3 separate regions of the Homo sapiens genome follow, and all the other regions are linked to region 2. The links are chromatin loops, found by intact Hi-C in ENCODE. Cell type or tissue: chondrocyte. All regions are shown on one strand.

Region 1 (8,000 bases), 800 kb before region 2:
AAAGACTATTAGTCCGTTCTACTTTTCTTGAAGACTGAGGACTGTAAGGGATATAAAGGTTTCACTGAATACTGAGTGCCTGAAAAACTGCTTGGGTGATTTGACTAGTAAAGGCTGGTCTGTTATCAGACTGTATAGAGGTGGGAAGGCTAAACTGAGGAATTATGTCTGACAGAAGGGAAGAAATGACTGCGGTGGCCTTCTCAGACCCTGTAGGAAAGGCCTCTACCTATCCAGTGAAAGTGTCTACTTAGACTAAGAGGTATTTTAGTTATCTGACTCAGGGCATGTTGAATAAAGCTAATTTGCCAGTCCTGGGTGGGGGCAAATCCTCGAGCTTGATGTGTAGGGAAGGGAGGGGGCCTGAATAATCCTTGAGAAGTAGTAGAATAGCAGATGGAACACTGAGAAGTTATTTCTTTGAGGATAGATTTCCACGATGGAAAGGAAATGAGAGGTTTTAAGAGGCAAGCTAGTGGCTTGTACTATAGCATAGCCTGCCTTTGCTGGTGTGTGGCGATTAGACCTGGTGGAACTGCCATCAATAAACTAAGTGTGATCAGGGTGAGGAACAGGAAAGAAGGAAATATGGGGAAATGGGGTGAACGTCAGGTGGATCAGAGAGATGCAGTCATGAGGGTCAGGTGTGGTATCTGGAATAATGTGGGAGGCTGGATTGAAGTCTGTGCCAGGAACAATGGTAATTGTGGGACTTAACAAAGAGTGAGTACAGCTGAAGGAGCTGGGAAGCAGAAAGTATATGCGTCAGGTATGAGGAAGAAAATAGATTTTGGAAGTTATGAGAACTGTAGAGAGTGAGTTGAGCATAGTTTGTGATTTTTAGGGCCTCTAAAAGTATTAAAGCAGTGGCAGCTGCTGCACGCAGACATGAGGGGTAGGCTAAAACGGTAAGGTCAAGTTGTTTGGACAGAAAGGCTACAGGCTGTGGTCCTGGCTCTTGTGTAAGAATTCTGACCGCAGTAACCATGCCTAGGAAGGAAAGGAGTTGTTGTTTTGTAGAAGGTGCTGGGGGTTGAGAGATTGGTCGGACATGATCAGCAGGGAGAGCACGTGTGTTTTTATGAGAATTATGCTGAGATAGGTAACAGATGAGGAAGAAATTTGAGCTTGACTGAAGTAAGGGGGGTTGTCTATGAAGCTTTGCGGCAGTACAGCCCAGGTAATTTGCTGAGCTTGATGGGTGTCAGGGTTAGTCTAAGTGAAAGCGAAGAGAGGCTGGGATTAAGCGCGCAAAGGAATAGTAAAGAAAGCATGTTTGAGATCCAGAACAGAATAATGGGTTGTGGAGGGAGGTATTGAGGATAGGAGAGTATATGGGTTTGGCACCACAGGGTGGATAGGCAAAACAATTTGGTTGATAAGGCGAAGATCCTGAACTAACCTGTAAGGCTTGTCTGGTTCTAGGACAGGTAAAATGGGGGATTTGTAAGGAGAGTTTATAGGCTTTAAAAGGCCATGCTGTAGCAGGCAAGTGATAACAGGCTTTAATCTTTTTAAAGCACGCTGCAGGTTGGGATATTGGCGTTGAGCAGGGTAAGGGTGATTAGGTTTTAATGAGATGGTAAGGGGAATGATCGGTCACCAAGGAGGGAGTAGAGGTATCCTATACTTGGGGGTTAAGGTGGGGGATACAAGAGGAGGATGCAAAGGAGGCTTTGGATTGGGAAGAAGGGCGTCAATGAGATGCGGCTGTAGTCCAGGAATAGTCAGGGAAGCAGATAATTTAGTTAAAGTGTCTCAGCCTAATAAGGGAACTGGGCAGGTGGGGAAAACTAAAAGGAGTGCTTAAAAGAGTATTGTCTAAATTGTACCAGAGTTGGGGAGTTTTAAAGGTTTAGAAGCCTGGCCGTCAATACCTACAACAGTTACGGAGGCAAGGGAAACAGGCCCTTGAGAAGAAGGTAATGTGGAGTGGGTAGCCTCCATATTGATTAAGAAGGGGACGGACTTACCCTCCACTGTGAGAGTTACTTAAAGCTAGCATCTGTGATGGTCTACGGGGCTTCCAAGGCGATCGGGCGGCATCAGTCTTCAGCCGCTAAGCCGAGAAGATCTGGGAAGGAGTCAGAGAAGCCAAGAAGATCTGGGAAGGAGTCAGAGAGCCTTGGGCCAGAGTTCCAGGGGCTCTGGGAGTGGCTGCCAGGTGAGTTGAACAGTCTGATTTCCATTGGGGTCCTGCACAGATGGGACGTGGCTTAGGAGGAATCCTGGACTGCAGGCATTCCTTGGCCTGGTGGCCAGATTTCTGGCACTTGTAGCAAGCTCCTGGGGGAGGTGGTTCTGGAGGAACACCTGGCCACTGTGGTTTAGGCGTTTGGAAGTTCTTGTGAGCTGGAGATGTGGCTGGGGTTTGTCTCACAGTGGAGGCAAGGAATTGCAACTCCGAAATATGTTGCTACTTAGCCGCCTCTATTATTGTACACCTTGAAGGCAAGGTTAATTAAGTCCTGTTGTGGGGTTTGAGGGCCAGAATTTAATTTTTGGAGTTTTATTTAATGTCGGGAGCAGATTTGGGTAATAAAATGTATACTGAGAATAAGACGGCCTTTTGACCTTTTAGAGTCTAGGGCTGTAAAGTGTCTTAGGGTTGATGCCAAACGAGCCATGAACTGGGCTGGATTTTTATATTTGATGAAAAAGAGCCTAAACGCTATCTGATTTGGGATAAAGAAAAAGGAGCATTAACCTTGACTATGCCTTTGGCTCCAGCTGACTTTTTAAGAGTAAATTGCTGGTCAGGAGGGGGAGGGCTAGTTACGGAACGAAACTGTAAGCCGGACCGGGTGTGAGGAGGGGAGATGATAAAAGGATTATAGGGTGGAGGAGCAGAGGCTGAGGAAGAATTGGGATCTAGCTTGGCCTGGCAAGGAGGGGAGGTGTCGTCCCTGCGTGGTCTGACACCTCTGAAACCTGGGTGAATAATCAGAGAGGTGTGTCCCTGCAATGATTAAACACGAAGGGAAGGCTGCCTTCCTTAGTCCGTGACTGGCGCCAGAGTTTTGGGTCCACGGATAAAACGTGTCTCCTTTGTCTCTACCAGAAAATGAAAGGAATTGAAATTAAGAGAAGGGAGAAATTGAAGTGTGGCGCCAAGATTGAAAGAAAGAGGTTGAGGGATAGCGAGGGAGGTTGGAGAAGACAGTAAAAAGAGGCCGCTTACTGGATTTGAAATTGGTGAGATGTTTTTTGGGCTGGTCGGTCTGAGGACCTGAGGTCGTAGCAGAGGCCTGACATCTTTCTTAGAGGAATGTGCTCTCTGGTCAAAAGTAGAGAATAACTCCATGAGATTAAAGCAAAACATGCATCTACCTGATTCAATATGTTCAAGGGCCCCACTACATGGGGCAGTTTAATTGTTGGTTTGTTTTTTGAGACAGGGTCTTGCTCTCACCCAAACTGGAGTGAGGTGCAGGATCATAGGTCACTGTAACCTCCAACTCCTAGGCTCAAGCAATCTTCCCACCTCGGCCTCCCAAGTAGCTAGGACTACAGACATGCACCATCATGCCCAGCTACATTGGGCAGTTTAAAAGTAAAAAAATTTGTCAATCTACTTGTTTACTCTCCAGAGAACATAATCGATTTGACTGAAAAAAATTAATACTGGTTTATCTTTAGCTACCAGGACTACAGACAAACCAAAGGAAAGGCAGCACATATTTCCTTACTTTCTGGCAGTCATTAAGTTCCTGCTGGTTTCTGGATGTCAGGGGTCCAGAGACAAGTACATATTTTCTTTTCTTTTTTTTTTTTTTTTTTAGTATTTATTTATTTATTTAGAGACGGAGTCTCACTCTGTCGCCCAGGCTGGAGTGCAGTGGCACAATCTCAGCTCACTGCAAGCTCCATCTCCCGGGTTCACGCCATTCTCCTGCCTCAGCCCCCCCAGTAGCTGGGACTACAGGCGCCCGCCACCACGCCCGGCTAATTTTTTGTATTTTTAGTAGAGATGGGGTTTCATTGTGTTAGCCAGGATGGTCCCGATCTTCTGACCTCGTGATCCACCCGCCTCGGCCTCCCAAAGTTCTGGGATTACAGGCGTGAGCCACGGCACCCGGCGACAAGTACATATTTTCTTGATAGCACTACTACAGTACATCTATTCCCGTTGTGAAGGGGGAAAATTCAAACAGCAGTTCACCTGCAATTTGAAAGCCTGAAATACTGCTGATTCCCCACAAGGAGGCTCCATTATCAAGTACAACAATTTTCAAAGCGGGAATGCCCCAACGATTTTGAAAAGCAACACATCAGAACACATTAAACTTTCATAATCTTTAAATGCTTTAACATTCTTATTGATAACAGTTTGGCTTTAATTATCACATAAAAATTTAATCTATCATTTTTGTGCTATGCAAAGCCAAGACAAATGTATCATATATTAAATACATAATTTAATTAAGCTGAGTATTTAAACAAGGCCGAATTTTTTTCTCAGTGGGAGGAAGGGAGGACGATTGGTGATTATACTAAAAACCAATTTTCTTATGCTTCAGTTATTACATGTGATCAAAGAGTTATCACACAGGTTCAACTTTGGCTTTCTAAGTCAAACAAACAAGCTTTATCTTGGCTAAAATTCTTTATAAGGCAAAACATATTGACTGGTAGCTCATTGCCTAATTGATAACACATATGTCATGGCATTATTTTAATATGACTCTTTAACAATAAAACAGTTAATATTTCCTATTGGATCGTGTAACATCTTAAAATATTGGTAATAACAGTTCCAAATGGTTATAAATGTATTTGAAGTATTTGAACAGGAAATAGAGACTAAATATATACATAAATAATTTGTTACAATTTAGATTTCTTTGAATGCATAATGTTGAAATTAGTTTTTCCTTTTGCATCTTTAATTCTCTGAAAGAAGAACTTAGAATGACTTTTAGTGCTCTAAGCGTTCAATTAACTTTTCATTTAAATTATTTATTTTATATGATGGATGGAATGCATCAGGGCAACTGAGAAATAAGGCAAATTTCTTACATTTGGAAAATAGAGTTAGGCTTGTGATTTGAAAGTTTTAGTTTTCTAAGACTATTCTTTAGAGAGTGGGATTTGGGATGTATCTAGCATTTATTGATTGCCTCCATGAAGTCCTTTGCTCATATTATTTCATATCAATGGGCCGGATATTACTATTCCCCATTGCATAGATGAAGAAGCTGAGACTCAAAGAAAAATAACTTGTTCAAGATAATATAGCCAGCTAAACAACAGCAGGATTGGGATTAGAACCCACAGCAGGGATGGATGGGAAGAGAGGCAGACAAGGGTGGAGGTTTGGGGATCTGAGAGTGAGGAGGAGGCAGGATGAAATTAACAAGGGTAGAATCTTTTCTGGGAGTTCACAGAAGTAGTAATTTATATCCCTTAGCATGCCTCCTTTATCCCTATCAGGCCCTCTGCGGCTGGATGAATCTCTGTTTTTCCAGTCAGTTTGAATCTTAGCATCAATATTATATTTGAAATGTAAGAGTGAAATTGCCTTTCTGTGACATCTTTTTAACTGATTACTGGGCACTTAGGCAACCAGCTCCCGAATGTCTGGTTACTCTTAATAAAGGTCAGGATTGCACCTAGCTAGCCTCACTAATAGAGGAGACCTTGTGGCCATCTTTCATAGCAGCCTGAGGCAAGTTGTCATGAATTCACTGAAACTTGCTGATTTCCCCTGTGCACCTGAAAGAACCTGGTTCCCTTAGTGATGTCCATTCAGCCTGAATAACTCTACTGCTTCCCCTCTGCCAGCACACCACCCACCCTGTCAACGATGGTGAAAATCTGCAACCTCTTGTTTACCTTCATGTGTGGGGAGCCTCTCCCATCCTTCTCACAAGGATATAAGGAGATTGCATTCTAACTTGCTTTGATTACTCTTAGCTTACATACAGAATCACCTCTTTAGAGGAAAGGGAAGTTTCTCCCAGTTCTGTCTTTGGAAATGGGAGATTGGTCTTGGAGTCTTAGACTAACACAGATAGATCATTAATCACAAAGACTGTCTCTGGAAACTGAAAAAGGTCAGATTCTCTTAGAAACTGTGGGATGGGTGTGGTGGTACATGCTCATAATCCCAGCACTTCGGGAGGCCAAGGTGAGTAGATGGCTTGAGTCCAGGAGTTCAAGACCAGCCTGGGCAACATGGTGAAACCCCATCTCTATGGAAAAAAAAAAAAAAAAAGTTGGGTGTGGTGTTGTGTGCCTGTAGTCCCAGCTACTCAGGAGGCTGAGATGGGAGGATTGCTTGAGCCCAGGGAGGGTGAGACTGCAGTGAGCCGAGATCATGCCACTGTACTCCAGCCTGGGCAATAGAGTGAGATGAGACCCTGCCTCAAAAAAATAAGTAAATAAAATAAAAATGAAAAGAAAGAAACTGCACAATAAGACAAGGGCAGGGTGGAGAGTTTGTTTTAGTTACACAAGACACCCATGCAACACGACAACACCCCTTTAAAACATACAAAGTCACATAACTTCAGAATTTCAAGATTTAGTTAAAAAAGAAAAGAAAGGATGGAAAATGTGATACTGTATACATTTTCTGCTGTCTTTGTGCTACTGAACATTCTCTAATGAATGTCTCCTAAACATCTTTCTGTGATCTACTTTGAAAGGAGAACAGAAGGGAGGGAAGAACAGAGAGGAGACTAAAGAGAGATAAGGAGAGGGAAGGAAGAAGAGGGGGCTAAGGAGGGAGAGAAGAAGATAAAGAAAATTTACAAAAGAAAGGAAGAAGGAGAGAGAGAAGTTGTTTGCTATTGTGGCATATTAGGTGAGCAATGAACACTTTGTGCATTTATTCGTTTGACACACAGTTATCGAGCATCTATTATGTGCCAGGCTCTTAGACCCCGGTTGAAAGCAGTGAAACAGATAGTTGTCTTATGAAGCACATAGATTGGGCGAGTCACAAAATTTTTTAAATAAAGTAAATTAGGTTGCAAATACACTCTTAGTTCACTTTATTTTTACATTATTCCTCTCATCCTCCATAACAATGCCTCTCATTCTACTCATAAACCCAAGTAATATAAATGAGCCACTCTAGACTATTAAAATATACCATTGTCTCAAAAAATGTTTTTCAATGTAAGCATATTTGTACTTTTGCTTTCTTAATTGGAGCAATGTTTTTGTATTACTGCGTGTCTACACATTTTTTAAAGAGCTGATAAAAAGATGTTTGTTCATTTCTATATAGTCTACTCAATCAGCCTATTTGCAAAAATTTTCCTGAAAAATAGGTAGTGGAGAAAAGTCAGGGTCAAGAGTGGATTTTATTCTAAATCAATATTTGGGATAAATGCAAACAAAAATAATCAGAAATTAAACAAAGAATATTGGATTTAACATGAAATGGATAACCTGACAGCCTCTTCTAAAACAAATAAAATACTCTTGTGTATCAAAGCGCTTAAGTCCATAACAGAGGTGAACTTGAGGTCAATGCTGTCAAATAATTTCTAAGTAGTTTCCAGATTTTTTTCTTTTTTTTTTTGCCTTTGGTGCCGAAAAGGCTAATCAACTTTATGTACTTACAACTTACCTTCAATTTATCAAACTGCAGGTATAATAGTCAAAATATTCAACAACCAATATGGTATGAACACAGATGCTGCTTCTATATCTTAAAATGTATTTTTCAGCATCCTGGCTGAATAAACATCCTCCCTAATTATGGGGAAAGTGGTATGTCATTAGCATGGAATGAAGTTCCCCTCCTGATCCATTAAAAGTTAAGCTACTCCTTTCACTAATTTTGTCCTCAAATAGTATAGCTCACATGCAAAAAGGGGAGAGGACATTCCTCCTGAACATATTCTCTGCTTTTGGAGAACTTCTCAACCTTTCTAAAATATTGTATTGGTATTCTGGTTGTTGACATGATGTGGAAAAGATGTAGAGGATACAGTTGGAAAGAAATGTCAGTTTATTTAGTGCACATTGAAACATCAATAGTCGTG
Region 2 (8,000 bases):
AATCAAGCTTGCTGTCTTAAAGGATTTTGATCTCTTAAGTTGGTGAATATTATAAATAACAAATCCATTTAATGACCTTCAGTTATCAGAGAAAATTAAAGTTGAGTTTATCAGTAATAATTTGTCCTCCATTGTATTTATTCATTCAAATACTGAGAACCTATATGTGCCTGATTCTATGTTGAGAAAGCTCCATAAACTTCAATGATAATTAGCGGTCTCAGGGAAAAAATAGTCTAGACCCAGAGATGATATGTAAAGAAAACATAATAAAACAAAAGTGCCATGTCCCCACCCACATGACCCCCCCCAATAAAGAGCTTGTTCTAAAAGGAAACCTCTCTAGCTAACATCCTTCCCCATCCTTCCTCTCCCAGCAACGTAAGCCCTATCTTTGCCTTACTTAAAGCCACACTGACAAACACTTCACTATTCATCCCTTTTCCCTCTTTAGAGTTGAACAAAACAGATATCCTAGCCCCCAAGGCCTGGTGCAACTGTCTCAATTATGTGAGGAAGTGGCATTTGGAAGAGCACGGGTCTGTCTTGAAGGAAAACCTAAACCAAAGTGCCTTTAATGGGTTTATAAAGTTTCCCTCTGAAACCAGATCTGTGGAATGAAGGGGAGCAATTACCAATGAACTTGAGGCCCAGACCCTCTAGATAACACAGTTCTGTGCTTCCTCAAATGATTGCTGCTGACAACACACAGATATGAAGACACCAGCCAATTAGCTCCCTCAGCTGCTCAGTGTTGTTTGCCTTGCCTGGACTCAAAAATTCAGGCTTATACCCAAGTGGAGAACACAGACAAACCAGGAGTGTGATGACTTGTGCCCAGGACCCAGAGCAATTCTAATCTTCATATTTTCTCTACTCTTATAAGAATTCACAATGTAACAGGACTAAGGAAGGAGTCTTGAGTTCCAGCAGCAACCCTGCCATTCAGCAGATGGAGAACCTCTGACAATTAGCTTATAAGCCAAAATTCCTCTTCTGTTAGATGAGAAGGTTGAAAACAACAATTTCTGAATTCCCTTGGGATGATGAAAAACGTGGACCTGGCAGTTAGGCCTGAGCTTAACTTCTGCCTCTGCCACTCACCATCTATAGAGCCTTAAATAACATATGTAACCTTACTAGGACTCATTTTTTTAATACATAAAATGGAGCTAACAAGACCTGTACTGTGCACGACTATTGGGAGGATTCATTGGAGATAAATACATACAGAGCATCCAGTAGTGTGTGACACATACTGGAAATGCAGAAACTCTTCTAGTACAATAGCATGATTCCTTCTGGGGGTCATTGCAAAGATATCCCAAAATAAGGAATAATGGCATGTGGGCACCCACTTAAAAGAAAAAACAAGCTGCCATCATGCAGAACATTCTGGAGAACATGAAAGGGCCATTGCTCCCTGAAGTGCCAACCAGTTCTTGGCCAGGCTGATGGACATATTTAACTTAATGTGAGTGTTAGACTGATTGATTGATTGAGATGGAGCCTCACTCTGTTGCCCAGGCTGGAGTGCAGTGGCACAATCTCGGCTCACTGCAACCTCCGCCTCTGGGGTTCAAGTGATTCTATTGCCTCAGCCTCTCAAGTAGCTGGGATTACAGGCACATGCTGCCACACCCGGCCGATTTTTGTGTTTTTAGTAGAGACAGGGTTTCATCATGTTGCCCAGGCTGGTCTTTTGTTTTTTGTTTTTTTTTTCTCTCTGCCGCCCAGGCTGGAGTACAGTGGTCCAATCTCGGCTCACTATGACCTCTACCTCCTGGGTTCAAGCAATTCTCCCTCAGCCTCCCGAGTAGCTGGGACTATAGGCATGTGCCACCATGCCCGGCTAATTTTTGTATTTTTAGTAGAGATGGGGTTTCACCATGTTGGCCAGGCTGGTCTTGAACTCCTGACCTCAAGTGATCCACCCACCTTGGCCTCCCAAAGTGCTAGGATTATAGTCATGAGCCACTGCACCGGGCCAACCCAGGCTGGTCTTGAACTCCTGACCTCAGGTGATCCAGCTGCCTAAGCCTCCCAAAGTGCTGGGATTACAGGTGTGAGCCACTGCACCTGGCTGAGTTTTAGCTTTACATAATTAAAAGAAGAAAACAGTTCCAAAATGAAAGAAAATACAGACAACCTAACAGCAAAGGCTCAGAAACAGAGCTCAAGACCTACAATATTGGGACAGGATTTCTAGAGATAAAGTGTCTTGCTGCTATCAAAATATATAACCAAGTAGCACCCAAAGGGTACTGGAATAGTTCTAGATACTCACCTAGATGAAACTGAGTTCTAGATGTAAGTATGGCACTAAATGCCGCAAAGTGATGAACCTTCATTTTTCCACCAGTGAAAGGTGCTGGAGCCAAATAACCTTTTAAGGGCCCTTGATGCCTTCCAATTAAAAATTTCTATCAGTGCTAAAAATTCTTACCTGCAGATTTGGGGCAACCATCTGAGAGACTCAAGGTCGCCTCCAAGGGGCTGCAAAAGCAGGTGCTGGAATGACAACTGGATAAACACTCACTGAACACCGAGTTAGAGGAATTGGAAAGGGATCCTGAAGCCCCATCACTCAGCTCATAAAACCCTACAAATAAAAACACCGTTGGAATTAACATCATGTCAAGAAATAATGCATATTCACGCTTAACAGGAAAATGAATAATCATTTAGGAAAAGGAGATTTTTTGTTTGTTTTTTGGCCAATTTTGATTCATTGGACTTTGGTGTCCTAATCTTATGGTCTTATTTCAAACAATCCTTAGGAAAAGGCAAAGAGCCCATAACTAGGGGTACATTTCAGAGTTACCCTCACCCTCAAATTGACCTTATTCCTTGACCCCGCCTTTGAACATGTCCAAGGAAAGAAACTTAGATCTGTCAAGCCTCATCTTTATCATGATTGTTTCAGAACAATAATAAGAGAAAAATCTAAGGAGCCCAAATGGTTTAAAAGAAAAAAAAAAAAAACTTTTGAAGTGGTCTCAGGAAGTTGAAGTGTGACTAATTTTCTAGCCCAGTTCTGACTTACTCAAGTTTCAAAGGAGGGCACCTCTTGCAGAAATTTGAATAGCTTTTATTTTTAAACTTGGGGGACTCCAATCACATTGATCTCATTACTAAAAATTTTGTTGTCTGAGTTTATTTCCCTCTTATTCCGATAAAACTGAATGGCAGACTTCTTTTTTGTTTATCCTCTCTGCACTGGAAACAAACTCCATTGCCATTTGCAGGTCTGGGAATGTTAACCACAAGGGGCTGAGATACAACTCAAGAGTGCAGAATTCTGTCCTTGTGCTCAATCACTCACCTGAGCTAGGCCGACTGTCTGTCTCCAGGTGCTCTTCAGATGTCTTTTCTACATCCAGTCTCAGGTCACTTATCTGCTTGTCAAGCTCTTGCAACTGATTCAACAAACCAGCATCTCTTCGCCTCAAACAGTTCTGATTAGGAAGAAACAAAGGAAACATGAACATACAGGGGTGACAAAAGAACCAGAAAGTCTACTCTAAGGATTCAAATTACCCATCTGAAGAGTTCACTAAACTTAGAAAACCAAAATTTTACTGGATGACCTGAAGTAACGAAAAACTTCGAGAATTCAAGAATATGTCCTATGTTTAATTCCACTTTCTCACATTTTGTGGTGATATAAAGTTTCTTCATAAAAACAAGACTTGTTTTTAGTTTCAACTAATATATACAAACTGACTTTTCATAGATAGGGACAAGAAAAATGGACTGAGACTTTAAATCATCTGGTGTATAACCAGTCTTTTAAAAAACAATACTTCACAGTAGACTCTTTAATTTGAAATGAGAGTAAGAGATTTCCTATAATACACTATAATCTTAGGTGAGATTTTCTGGCCAAATGTCTTGGCCTGCAGAGTTTTGTTTTCTATTAGTTGCTTTGTGGGGTTTAATCAGTCTTAGAGCCTTTGAAAGTGAGAAACTAATACTAATAGCCAGTGCCAAGTATAATGTGAGCTGGCAGAATCCAAAACCCTCATGGGAAGGCCCATCGAGATTTGAACGCCTCTGGGTTTCCAAAGGTGACAGATGGATTGTGCTAACTCACACTGCCACCTAGTGCTTCCTATTGCTGGAAAAACGGGAGAACTCAAAAAGCATCTGGTTCAAATCATGAATGCCAAGTCTACAAATGAAAATAGTACCATAAATACTGACTGGACTGGAATTCTCTTGACATACTGCTTTGCTCCCCTCAAGCGGACAATAGGAATGCGCCACTTACAATCTTGAGATTCATGCAGACAAAAAGGTGCAATTGCACAAAACAATAAAATGTAAAAGTCACCAGCCATAACCAGTGAGAACTGGCTCAAATGAATGTTACATAGGAATCTGGTCTGTGACCGAAGCAGCACAGTAAAATGCCAAAACAGAGATATTACACAAACCACAGTGTACATCCTTACAAAACACATGCATATGAATATCTACGCCTCTTGTCTTTTGACTTAAAAAGCTTGGAGACATAAATTGTATGTTTGTTTGCTACAATTAATTTCTTCAGGAAAAATGAACCTATCAAGTAAAAGCACTTTGGTGCTTAAAAACACACACACACACACAGAGAAAAGAAATGATCTGAAAAGAGATAATAGAAGAAAACACATGACAACTGCACAGCATCACCACTTTATTGTGGGAGGGCCACTACCTGGCATGTGTCTAGTTTAGATAGTATCACTTGGTCAGGTGAGGACGTTTGCTGTTTCCAAAACTACATTTTAAGGTCACTGAAAACAAAGCTGTCGCCATTATTCTGAGGCGGGGTCAAAAGCTGTTCATCAATACATTAAGCTACAAAGTTCTTTTTCTTCCCCATTAATGAAGACTGCATAGAAAGACTGAGACACTGACAGAAACCCAGTAAGATAAATGCTTACCGAGAGCAGGTTCTCTTTTCTCCCACCTCCACCACCAATCACAGCTGGCAGAACGTATAAAATATGAGAGGAGGGGACACAGTCTCCAGCCAAATTTCCATCATTTCCATCTAGTTTGAGCTGCCTTATACAAAGGGCTTCTATTTGAAATTAAGCACCAGCCTGGGTGAAAGCTGGCATGCTGGGGAGAGCTCTCGGAGAGGCACGGCTCCCTACAGGCGCTCCAGTGTAATCGTAAAACTCGGCCCTGGACAGTTAAGCACGCCACAAACCCCCTCCTTGGCTTTTGGCCCCTCTCGGCGGGAGGAGATAAAGTCAAGAAAACCTCCAAATAAAATGGTATTTTAAGTGGGAGTTTGCAAACCGCTGGGGAGAGGGCATATACTCATCTAACTAAGGAGACCGAACGTTAGAACTAGGCGACTCCAAGAATCCCGAAGGCAGAGGAGGAGGGAAGAGCGGCCACCCCCTTCCCGCAATCCGCGCGAGGTCGCCAGACACAAAGCGGGCACACGCCAGAAACGCGTGGGCGTCGGCAGCCCACACGCCGCGGGCACTCAGGAAGGGGATCAGGGAGGTATGGGGCGGTCGGGGGCGTCCCATAACAGCGAGCATCTCCCCAGCCAGAGTCAACCTCGCGCCCGCCCCAGGCCACCTGCCCGACCTCCAGCCCCTGGGCAGGAACAGCCGTGCTCCACCTTCGGGCACGACCTACCAATTGCTTTCTTAGCAGCAAGATGTTCTCCTCCAAGAACTTCTCCTCCAGGCGACTGCGCTGCGCCGCCTCCCCCAGTAGCTCCCCAGCGCGGGGCGCAGCGGCTCCCGCACCCCCGGCGCCGCGCAGGGCGCCCCTGACCAGCAGCTCTTGGCGCTGGCGCAGGTACTCCAGCTCCGCCAGCCCGGCCAGCGTGGCCTCCTGCCGCTCCCGGGTGCGCTGCCGCTCGGTGTCTGCCTCGCCCTTCTCCCGCCAGCGCCCCTCGGGCTCCGCCGTGCGCTGCTCGCCTCGGGCCGGCGCCGGAGGCTCCAGCTCCTTCGCCGTCCCGGCCGGACTCGGCTTCATGGCCCCCAGTCGGGCAGCGAGAGCCGTCACCGCAGCCGGGCCGCCCAGGCGGAGGAGCAGGGCGCTAGGGCTGCGGCCGCGGGTGGGCTCATGCCGCCCTGTGGCGGGGCGCGGCGCTGGCGGGGACGGTGGCTAGAAGCCCTCGAGTCCTGCGCGCGACCGCCGGCTGCTGCTGTCCCGGCCCGGGCAGCGCCGTCCGCTGTCGCCGCGCGTCCCTCGCCGCGGCCCGGCAGCTGATAACGCCCTGCCCGGCGCTACGTCACGCGCGGCGGCCCTGCAAACCCCCGCCTGGCGCCCGCCTCCCCGCGCCGGCCCCTCGGCTGCGACGCTTGCGCCCCCAGGCTTCCCCTCCTCTGTCAGGCGCGCCGCCCGGCCCCCAGAGCCGCCTCCTCCTCGCTCGGCCCTCCCCGCCCCTCCTCGCCCCTCCCCGCCTCCTCCCCCGCTCTCTTCGCGGGCCTCCTCGCCCCCTTTTCGGGTTTACTGCACCCGATTTTGCCCTCGCTCCTCATTGGCTCTTTCTCGTCGCCCAAAGCTCGGGGCGAGCGCCTGGAGCCCCAGCATCCTGTTACAGTCGGCCGCGCAGGCAGGGGCCGCGACGGGACGCGGCAGTTGGGCTCTCCGGAGAACTTTCTGAAACTCGACCAAGTTGCAGCACAGTCTTAACCCTTTCCCCACACGGCCACTCCTCATTTCCACTCACACCGAGTTAGGTTTCTTTCACTTCCCAAGCAAGGTATTGCAAGTGTATTCACAGACACTGTGGGGTTGGTTCCTTAACTCCACTTTGTAAAGGCAAGCAATACAGAGCACAATGCAGTGTTCTAAAACTTAAGTTTTGTTGTCGTTTTAATTTTTTAACGTCGGTCTTACGATGGACGGCATTTAAAATTAGGCAGGAGGATGTCGTTGTATAGCGAGAGGTTGCATCAATTCTTTTACAAGCCTACGATTTGAGTGCGCGCGCGTGCGCGCTTTGGTTTTTGTTTGAGCTTTTATTATTACTTAGTCTGCGTTTACAATAAGAGCTCTGACTCAGAAATCAGACTGTCTGGATTTGTATCCCAGTTTCACCCCTAAATAGCTGTGCGGGCAACTTACTCCCTTCTCTGTGTACGTTCCCCCCACTGTAAAAGGGAGCAGCTGCTATGGGAACCTGCTGTTGAAGAATTATAATAGTATGCAGCATATGCTATATATTGTGGGGGCTGTGCACTTACAACGTGGCTAGCACATAGATAGTAAAGGTGATATGAGTTGTAGCTTTTCTCCAGAGGGATTTATAAGTCTTCCCTCTTGAAGTATCATGTATTGGTCATCTCTGCTTGGAACACACTACTCCAGACCCCTATCCCACTGAAATTTCCGGTGGGATAGGGGTCTGAAAATTCCACTAGCTGGCTTATCTGTGGAAAAGTACCACATATATCTTTAAAAGCAGTACATCCAAGAACCTCGGAAATTCAATCCAGCAAGTCACAATTGCTGAAGTTCAGGCAAAGTGTTGTGTGAAAGAGTGCATCCTATATCATTATTTCAGACACTTGCACTTTTGCCCATCTGCTTACCCGTGCTAGGAATTCCTCTTCTTTCCTCCCCTCTCTGTGTGGTCTAACCACCCTTCCAACCTTTGAGCTCCAGTTAACTATATAAATATCTGATTCTGATCCCATGCTACCTGTATGGTTATTTATCTGGGTGTGCACACGCATATCTATCTACGTAGGTGTTTATGTGTATCTCTTCTCTCCATCTACATTATGAAAGCTTCCTGAAGGCAGGGACTGTTTTAATACCCTCTTAGTATCGCTGTATTCAGCACATTACCTTGCAAGCATTCACCTGACAATTGCTAGAGAGAGACTCGAGAATGTAGATTGGTTGTAAATTGTTTTTTCATTAGCATACTTTTAAACTTAATAGTACCCATTTAATCTCTACTACAAATAGAATTAAGTTGACATTTACCAAAAAACAAAAACAAAAGAACTCCCTTGCCACCTTTCACTTTC
Region 3 (8,000 bases), 480 kb before region 2:
ATTGTAAATGGTATGTGTGAATTAATTATAGAATGGGTCAAGAAATAACCTCACCTAGTTTTTAATCCTGACATTCTAGAGCCTGTCTGACCTGTGAGATGTTTGGAGAAACAACACTGCCACCTTCTGGTAGATACATGTCATCTTTCTCTCTGCCCACCATTGGCACCCTGGCTCACCCACGTTTACATTAATAAAACCAAGTCTAAATAAAATCTTCGATAATAAGGCTGAAGATCAAAGGTCTGGAAAGAAGGCCTCCAGCTTGTACTTTTTTTTGGAAAGGGTTATGATTTTGCTATCAGAGAAAATCTTATCCCAGGCCTACTGTGATGTGATATTATCTTTAAGACTTAACTACTTTACTGGGTTATTCTAATAGACCTTCAAATGACCAGGAATGCTCCAGCCTTAGAGCTGGGGATGATGGGAGTAGTTGGAGCAAGAGTGTGGGGAAAAATTCACAGACATGTTGTGTCAGCCATGAAAAAACAAATGGGTGAGTAAACTGCCTAAGTGATGAACAGGTGAACAGAATTTTCCACCCTGCATTTTTGGATTGGTAGTTTATCTTGTTTGGTGTTAAATGTTTGTAGTCATGGTTACGTGACTAGTTCACTGGAAACCCATGTAGACCCACAGTTTTCTAGAGTGGGGCATATAGTAGGTGTCAATAAGAACTAGTTACATTAATTAATAAATGAGAACATATCTTTGCTTTTTTTTTTTTTGGGACGTAGTCTCACTGTGTCACCCAGGCTGGAGTGCAGTGGCGCAATCTCGGCTCACTGTAACCACCTACTGGGATCAAGCAATTTGCCTGCCTCAGCCTCCAGAGTAGCTGGGATTACAGGTCCATGCCACCACGCCTGGCTAATTTTTTGTATTTTTAGTAGAGACAGGGTCTCACCATGTTGGCCAGGCTGGTCAACTCCTGACCTCAGGTGATCTGCCCACCTCAGCCTCCCAAAGTGCTGGGATTACAGATCTTTGCTTTTATATTTCATCTCTGAAATACTCTCCTGAGAATGAGGCTGGAGAGAGTAAATTTTAATTTTCCTAATCTTTCTTGCTCATTCCCCAATCCAAACCCTACGGCAACTGCTCATAAACGTAGGTCAGTGCTAAAGAATTAGTTCTATTGATTTTTTTCACCACTTGATCCATGTTAGGAAACAAAATTAGCTGGGTGTGGTGGCACACGCTTGTAATCCCAGCTACTTGGAGGCTGAGACAGGAGAATCATTTAGAACTCGGGAGATGGAGGTTGCAGTGAGCTGAGATCTTGCCACTGCACGAACAATTGCTTGGGTGACAAAGGGAGACTCCGTCTCCAAAAAAAAAAAAAAAAAAAAAAAAAAAAAGACATTGGAATAAACAAAACAAGATTGATCAGGATTAATGTTTTTTCAAGGTAATGTTCCAGGTAATGCTATAACCACTGGGGATTATGTTCCTATCCAAATATGCACCTTTGTCTTTGACTAGGCTATTTTATAATTTTGTAGGGATCAAAGTTAACTTGTACAAAACTGATAGCAATGCAAATATGCCCATAGGCATATAAATAAATTCTGTCCAGTGGAAAGTTAATTGACTCCTCCCTGTCCACACACACAAAAGCACCAATTTTGTTTCCATTTGCAAATCCATTTCACTCTTCCTGATCTATAAATGTCTCTGCTTTTTGGCTTTCTCTGAACCTGTTGTTAATGAAGTCTTATTCTCTCAATCACCATGCAATTGAGCTATGGGATTTCATGTTGAGTTATTAGCTTCTACTATTATTTTACCTGTTACCTCATTTAATTAATGAGTTAAATGAAAGTTTGACATAAGCATGTTTTATATTTGCATGAGAATCATGATTGTTCCTCCTCCCATCCCCAAAGATCCTTCAACACCCAATATTAAGTAACAAGCTGAAGGAGAAGTCTGGGGGACTTTTCTTACTTGGTTTTTATGGGAGTTACATCATTGGTAATCCGAAGTTTTGTTCCCTTGCCCTCCCTGAAGTAAAGGGTGCAACTGAGAGTGACTGAGACTACCCACCTTCCCACGTGGTCTTCCCGTGTGATCACTCACTTGGTGAACCTGTGTTTGTGCAAAGCATTTCTGAAACTCCTCTGCTGAAAGTACCTACAAAATCTGCTGCAGAGTCTTCAGATTTGCAGCATTGTGTGAATTTCACTAGACATCAGGCTTTGGTATTGGTCAGCCCTACTTCAAATTCTAGCTCTCCATGCACTAGGTGGAAGTTATCAGATGTTTCTGTTTACTCATCTGTAAAATAGAGCCGTTATAGAGTGAATGAAACAATGCGTATTATAGCTGGCATGTAATATGTTCTCCATAAATCTTACCTATTATTGCTACGTAGAGAGAAAAACATGGGACCTCCTTTCTTCCTTGGTCCTGCTGACGTGTAGCTCTGCAGTAACATCTCTGGTGCTGATGTTTCAGGCCAGATTGACATAGACAGGACTACACCCATTTAGGCCTGTGTAGGGCCTGAAGGATCTAGGTGTCTGGGTGGATTGGATCAGGAAATTTCCTGGAGTGAGTAGACCCGGATTTGACCTTTCAATTTCTTGATTGTGGGAAAGTCAAGGCATGGTGAGTGGCAGACGGTAGCTAAGGGCAGTGGCCACGTAACAACTGCTATGGAAATTTTACAAATTTAATAATTGGTATGGCACTGCTGAGTAAAACAAAGCCCTGGGAGAGGGTAGGTGAGCTGAATTGGGAGCAAGGGGACATCTTTCCAGACACCCTTAAAGTGGATGCAAAGATGGCTATAGACAGCCAGGTCACCAAGCAAAGAACTTCTTTGCCCTCCTTCTGATGGGTTTTGTCTGATGGAAACAGCTAATATGGAGAATTTTTTCAGTTGTGGGCTCTACCATCCCACCCTTCTAATACAGATTTCAACTGCTGGTAGATTTTACTATTGAACCAGGACAGAAACAAAAAGGAAGCTTAAATATCACAGCAGCCAATGACACCGCTGTTCCTTTGAGACACCTCAAAGGTGTCAGTTATACAAACTACGTTTATTCACTCCTTTTCCCTCAACAAATAATTTCCATATAATACGAAGAAGTGACTCTGAAATTTGCATTTTAGGCAGAAAAAGGAAATCTGATACCAGTGAACCAATGTAAACGAATTTTTATTTAAAGAGGCTATAAAAGAACATTCTGGATATTATGTGTATCATTATTTTGGTTACTTTGCAGTGTTATTGACGTTTAACTTCAAATATCCAGTAGAGGGCATGAAAGGAATTGGTTTTGTTTGGGCTCACTATGCTGAAGATAGAATTTGAACACTGGAAATGAAAAAGCAAATGGATTATATATTGCAGCTTTCAGACAGGGAATGACAAGCTTTAGATATCAACCCAATATATACTGCAACCTTTCTTTTTTCTTATATCGTATCTTATATCCTTCATTTAAAATTACTTAATCCTTGAGAATTAGATTTAGCTATTGAACAAAATACATATGAAATCATTAAATATCACTGATTTGTATTCACATCTATTAGAGACAAACCTGAAGAATATACCAAACTTTAGTACATGATGACATAGTATCCATGAAAAGCAAAGTTCTACCCTCTGGCGGAAACCCTTCACCTTTAGAATGCAAGACTGCTCTCAGCATCCCCTTCCTGCTTCAGATCTCAAATCAGGCGCTGGAAGCAGGACAAGAACCTTTCACAATCAGCCTTGGTGCCAAGCTTGACTCAGGATTGACTTAGCAATTGTTGCTTTCTCACTCATTTGTGACTTTGGTGGAAAAACAGAAGAAAAGCGCATACCTCCACTACATTTAATGAGTGCCTACAGTGTGCTAGATACTATATTAGATACTTGAAAAATAATTTTAATCTTTATAAGACCCCTACAAAGCCAAATTTATTATTCCCATTTTTCTGAGGCTCACAGAGGTTGCAAATTTCATGGCATTTCCCTGCATGCTGGTCTGCTCTATTTCTCATAAAATCTTTGGGAAGTAAGAAATAAATCTTTATGAAAAGATTGGGATCTAGAATTCTTAATTTAAATAATAAAATAACAAACCAGGTCACTTCTATATCTATATATTTTGGATATTATCTTCCCCTGTATTTTTCATAATCCAGTCCCACATTTGGTTGATAATAATGTGTGTTTCTATTTTTGTTGTTGTTTAAATTTCTCTTTCTGATTAGCTTCTATAGTAGCTCTTCAAATTAACTGGCACCCCTACATTTTGTAAAACTATAAATCTGCTCTAGAGTGGCCACCTTGTCACTGCTCTTATATCGTTCTTTTTATAGATTTTATTCTTTCCTAGTGTTCTTCAGATGAGTTTTAAGGACCACCAGCATTTAAAATATTTTCAAGAGTTTGTTTAAAATAGAAATTATTGGGCCTCAACAAAGATCATTTGAACTAGAATCTTCTGGGCTGAAGCTTAAGAATCTGCGTCTTCACCTACTCCTCAGGTATCTCCCATACACATGAGATTGATGCGCTGGCTTAGAAAATGAGAATGACTGAGTTCAGGCAGCACTCAGTAAACCTTAGTTGTCAATGACTACGACTTAGGTTTCAGGCCACTTCAATTTCCATGTGTTATTTGTTGGCTACCATGCCAACCACACAGGTTAGTAGAAAAAGCATGGCTTTAGGAAGCAAATGTACCTAGATGTTGATCATTTAGCTTCAGTTTCCAACACTTGTAAAATAATGTCTAATTTGCAGTAATTTTTTAACATAAAATGTAATAATACAGATCAATCACAAAACTAGCACAGTATCTGGTCCATATTGGAGTCTCAAATAATGATAGGTTCTAATAAGCATGATACCCCATTAATTAAATACAATATTATTGCTTGGCATTTGAGAGAATAAGCCTCCATTTATAAAGTGAGATGTTTACTGGGAAAGCTTGTTATTATTTGCATTAAATTTAAATTCTAAAGAAAGACCATAATTAAGTATATCTTCTGGAAACAGTTTTCCCAGTAAAGTGATATATAAGTATAATTTGCCTCTTTTGTATATATACAGGTTGCCAGATTTTGGGAGATAATTCTTAAAGGATCTCTCACATTGCGGCATGTTTTGTGAGCAAAGTATTGGTTGCCATTTGTTCTGGACTGTCTCTTCAAGGATGTTTGTATAGCAAACAGCCTTGGCACATAGAATGTCTTCCCCTAGAGCAGGCATGCTTATTGCCCATTGGAAAAGATTCAGATTCCCTAAACTCAAGAATTCCTATCCTAAAATGCAACCGTGTTCAGGCTTCCTTCTGGGTACATGTGTGTCACTCCTGTACAGCTCAGGAGCAAGAGGTGCTGATTCAAATATGCTGACTCTCATGCTGCTTGCTCTGTTTGCCTCTGACCCAGGAATCTCATGTTTTTTGTCAGCATCCATGACATTGTGGCTGACCAGCTTATTAGATTTCAAGTTGGGAAAATTCTCAGACCCATTCATCGTCCTTGACACTATGTAAAAGTACCTTTAGCACAGGTTTAATACTTTTTGTTTTCCTAGCCTCAGTACTTGTGTGGTGAAATCCACAATGACACCTGAAGAAGGAGGTGACTTGACTCGGATTACAGAGCAAGTTCCAAGCTGAGTCTAACTCCTGGACTCATGCTTCCAGCTTTCTGCTCTTTTCTCCAGGCGTTGATACTTTGTTAAACATCCAAGGCAAAGAATATGCAGAGAGAATATGAGTTTATCAAGATAGGTAGACATTCTATCATGGAAAAAGAATGTTTTCTATTGAGTTATTGGGACTTGGGCAAAGCCATCCTTGGCTAATTCTTTTGCTAGCTTTTCCATGAAACAATTGATGGACTGTGCTTCTTCGGTGGTATTTTCATAGAAAATTCAAGTTCATGAACTGCCCAATGATATACAGCACCAAAGTTATATGATGAAAAGCAGAGTTACCAACATTGCCAACAAGCCTTGCGATGAATGGATGTGCTGAGCTAGTACATAAGGAAGGAATTCTGGGTCCCATTGGAATCAGCAGTGATGGAATTCACAGGTACTTAGTGCATGGATGGTGGGAGAGAGGACAGGTTATGTTTGGGGTGGATGGTGCTGAAGGCCACCTAAAATTAGGAGGTAAATACAAGAAATAATTTCACTCAAAATACCATTTCCTTATAAGCTGTTCAGTGCATTTTGGTCCACAAAAGAAAAAGTTAAAATCTTGGAAGTGAAAACAGCTGGAGATCATCAAGCAATCACCAAGAGTTTGCAGAGCACGGCAGCAAGAGTTTGGGACAGATTTTTGAAAACAGAGAACTCTTGATTTAAAGACTGTCAGGGAACTTGGCTGTGTTTTGGACATTGCCTCTACATAGGTCTTAGAGTTCCAGTCAATAAAATAAATGCATATGCTTTACTTAAGCTGAGAATATTCCTGTGCCAGTAACATTCTCTGGAAGGACAAGAAGAGTCCTTCTTTAGTTTAGTATAGTTAGTTCATCAGGCAGCTAGAGGCTCCAGACTGAACAGACATGGAGAGTACAAACGGTGCAAAGTGTCTCTGTCCTTGAATAGCTTACAGTTCAGTAAAGGGAACAGATATGTAAGTACATAATCACAGTAGAGTGAGATATGTGCAATAATAAATATATTTATAAGATGCAGAAGTAGATAATAAGGAGCATTAATTCTACCTTGTAGTAAAGAGTAAAGAAAAGCTTCACAAAACAGGGGACATCTATGTTGGTTTTCTTGCTTTCCCTATTTAATATGAGCCACTAGTAGACCCTTTGTTTCCTTCTTTTAATATGACCTAAAATGATCTAGTCTTCCCTGTTAATAGCATAACCCTCTTAAAAAAGTGCATGGTCTCTTTCTTCGTTTCGCTTCATGGAGGAAATAATTTAAAGTGTACAGTAAGTTTTTTTGCCTATTTGAAATGTTTTTCAACTGTACAGATTTAATAAATTGATACTTTGTGCATATGATTACACAATTTCTGAATGATTGTACAATATGAGTTATTTATCAAGACAATTTGCTTCTTTGGCATAACTATGCTGCAGACCAATTTATTTACTGAGTGCAGGTTCGAATTGAGCTTAACAGGTGAGCCACTGAAACTTAGGGACTGTGGAGATCCTACAATATCTTTTGGAACTAAAGTCTCACACCACGGGTACCTCTGATCTTGATGATGAATGTTCATTTGGGTTCCACAGAAACACAGAAGTTGCTAGCTCTTTTTTTTTTTCCCATTTTAGTCAGTGTAATCTCATGTACACTCTCCACTTCTAACCACAGAGGGTCGAATTGGAAGTGGATTCCATTCTGTTAACAGAAAAGCAATTACTTAACTTATAAATTTAGAAAGAAGACCTTATTTCTTATAAAGGGTTACAGTCTGCAAGGTGGCCATTCTGAAAGGCTGGGAAGCATAGCCTCTGGCCAAAGCCCAGACACAGGTACTGCAAGGGAGGGAAAGAGGAGACAGGAATTTGTGCTGATTTCAATTATTTGTGATAGTGCTTAGTATTTTCATAGATAATCTTCCCCTTTGCTTTTGGGAGCATGCTCTGGGTGAAATGCCCAGACACTTGGAATTCACTTCTTCAAAATTCTTTTACTTTTTCCTAGGGACTTTAAGCATAGCAACAACCTTATTTATTTGTTATTTCTCTTCAACTTCCTTCATCATTTTTTTCCACAGTTTGTCCATGTAAGTGTTTGAAGATTGACTTGCTCTCCTGGGAGTTTAGGTTAAGGGGAGATGGGTGGGAAAGGCATTCCAAGTAGAAGAAACAGGATGCACATACACATAAGGAATTTTTTAAAAAGCAAGGCATTCAATAATACTGGGGAACAGTATGCAAGGGGCTGAGCAAAAGGGGGGAAATAGGGCCAGAAAGGGAGGCAGGGACCAGTTATGAAAAACCGTGTAAACTATTTTGACCATGACATCAACATAGGTTTCTAAGGTGGGGAGAATCAG

The links. Peaks named below come from ENCODE experiments on the same cell type or tissue, not always from the same donor. Only the 100,000 strongest peaks of a DNase experiment are listed, where the experiment ranks them.
Region 1: a loop joins it to region 2, with 4 times the contacts of the local background. A loop is called at or near these places in 8 of 110 quality-filtered maps.
Region 3: a loop joins it to region 2, with 6 times the contacts of the local background. A loop is called at or near these places in 14 of 110 quality-filtered maps.

What each region holds. Positions count from the first base shown.
Region 1 is chr14:59,440,606-59,448,605 of GRCh38, reverse strand. No RefSeq gene overlaps it. Among named protein-coding and RNA genes, the nearest start is that of GPR135, 21 kb to the left of the region's middle. In chondrocyte, a CTCF peak has its summit at 4,196 (motif pointing right); no DNase peak of the experiment used is centred here.
Region 2 is chr14:58,636,194-58,644,193 of GRCh38, reverse strand. It overlaps DACT1 (dishevelled binding antagonist of beta catenin 1), which reads right to left and starts at 6,232. Exons shown (of 4, transcript NM_001079520.2): 1 at 5,647-6,232; 2 at 3,326-3,458; 3 at 2,447-2,602. The coding sequence starts at 5,991. RefSeq lists a silencer at 5,732-6,441. In chondrocyte, CTCF peaks have their summits at 2,498, 3,911, 4,127 (motif pointing left), 5,380 and 1 weaker place; DNase peaks (open chromatin) are centred at 5,573, 6,143 and 6,159.
Region 3 is chr14:59,119,455-59,127,454 of GRCh38, reverse strand. No RefSeq gene overlaps it. Among named protein-coding and RNA genes, the nearest start is that of DAAM1, 65 kb to the left of the region's middle. In chondrocyte, CTCF peaks have their summits at 120 (motif pointing left), 347, 3,044 and 3,262 (motif pointing right); no DNase peak of the experiment used is centred here.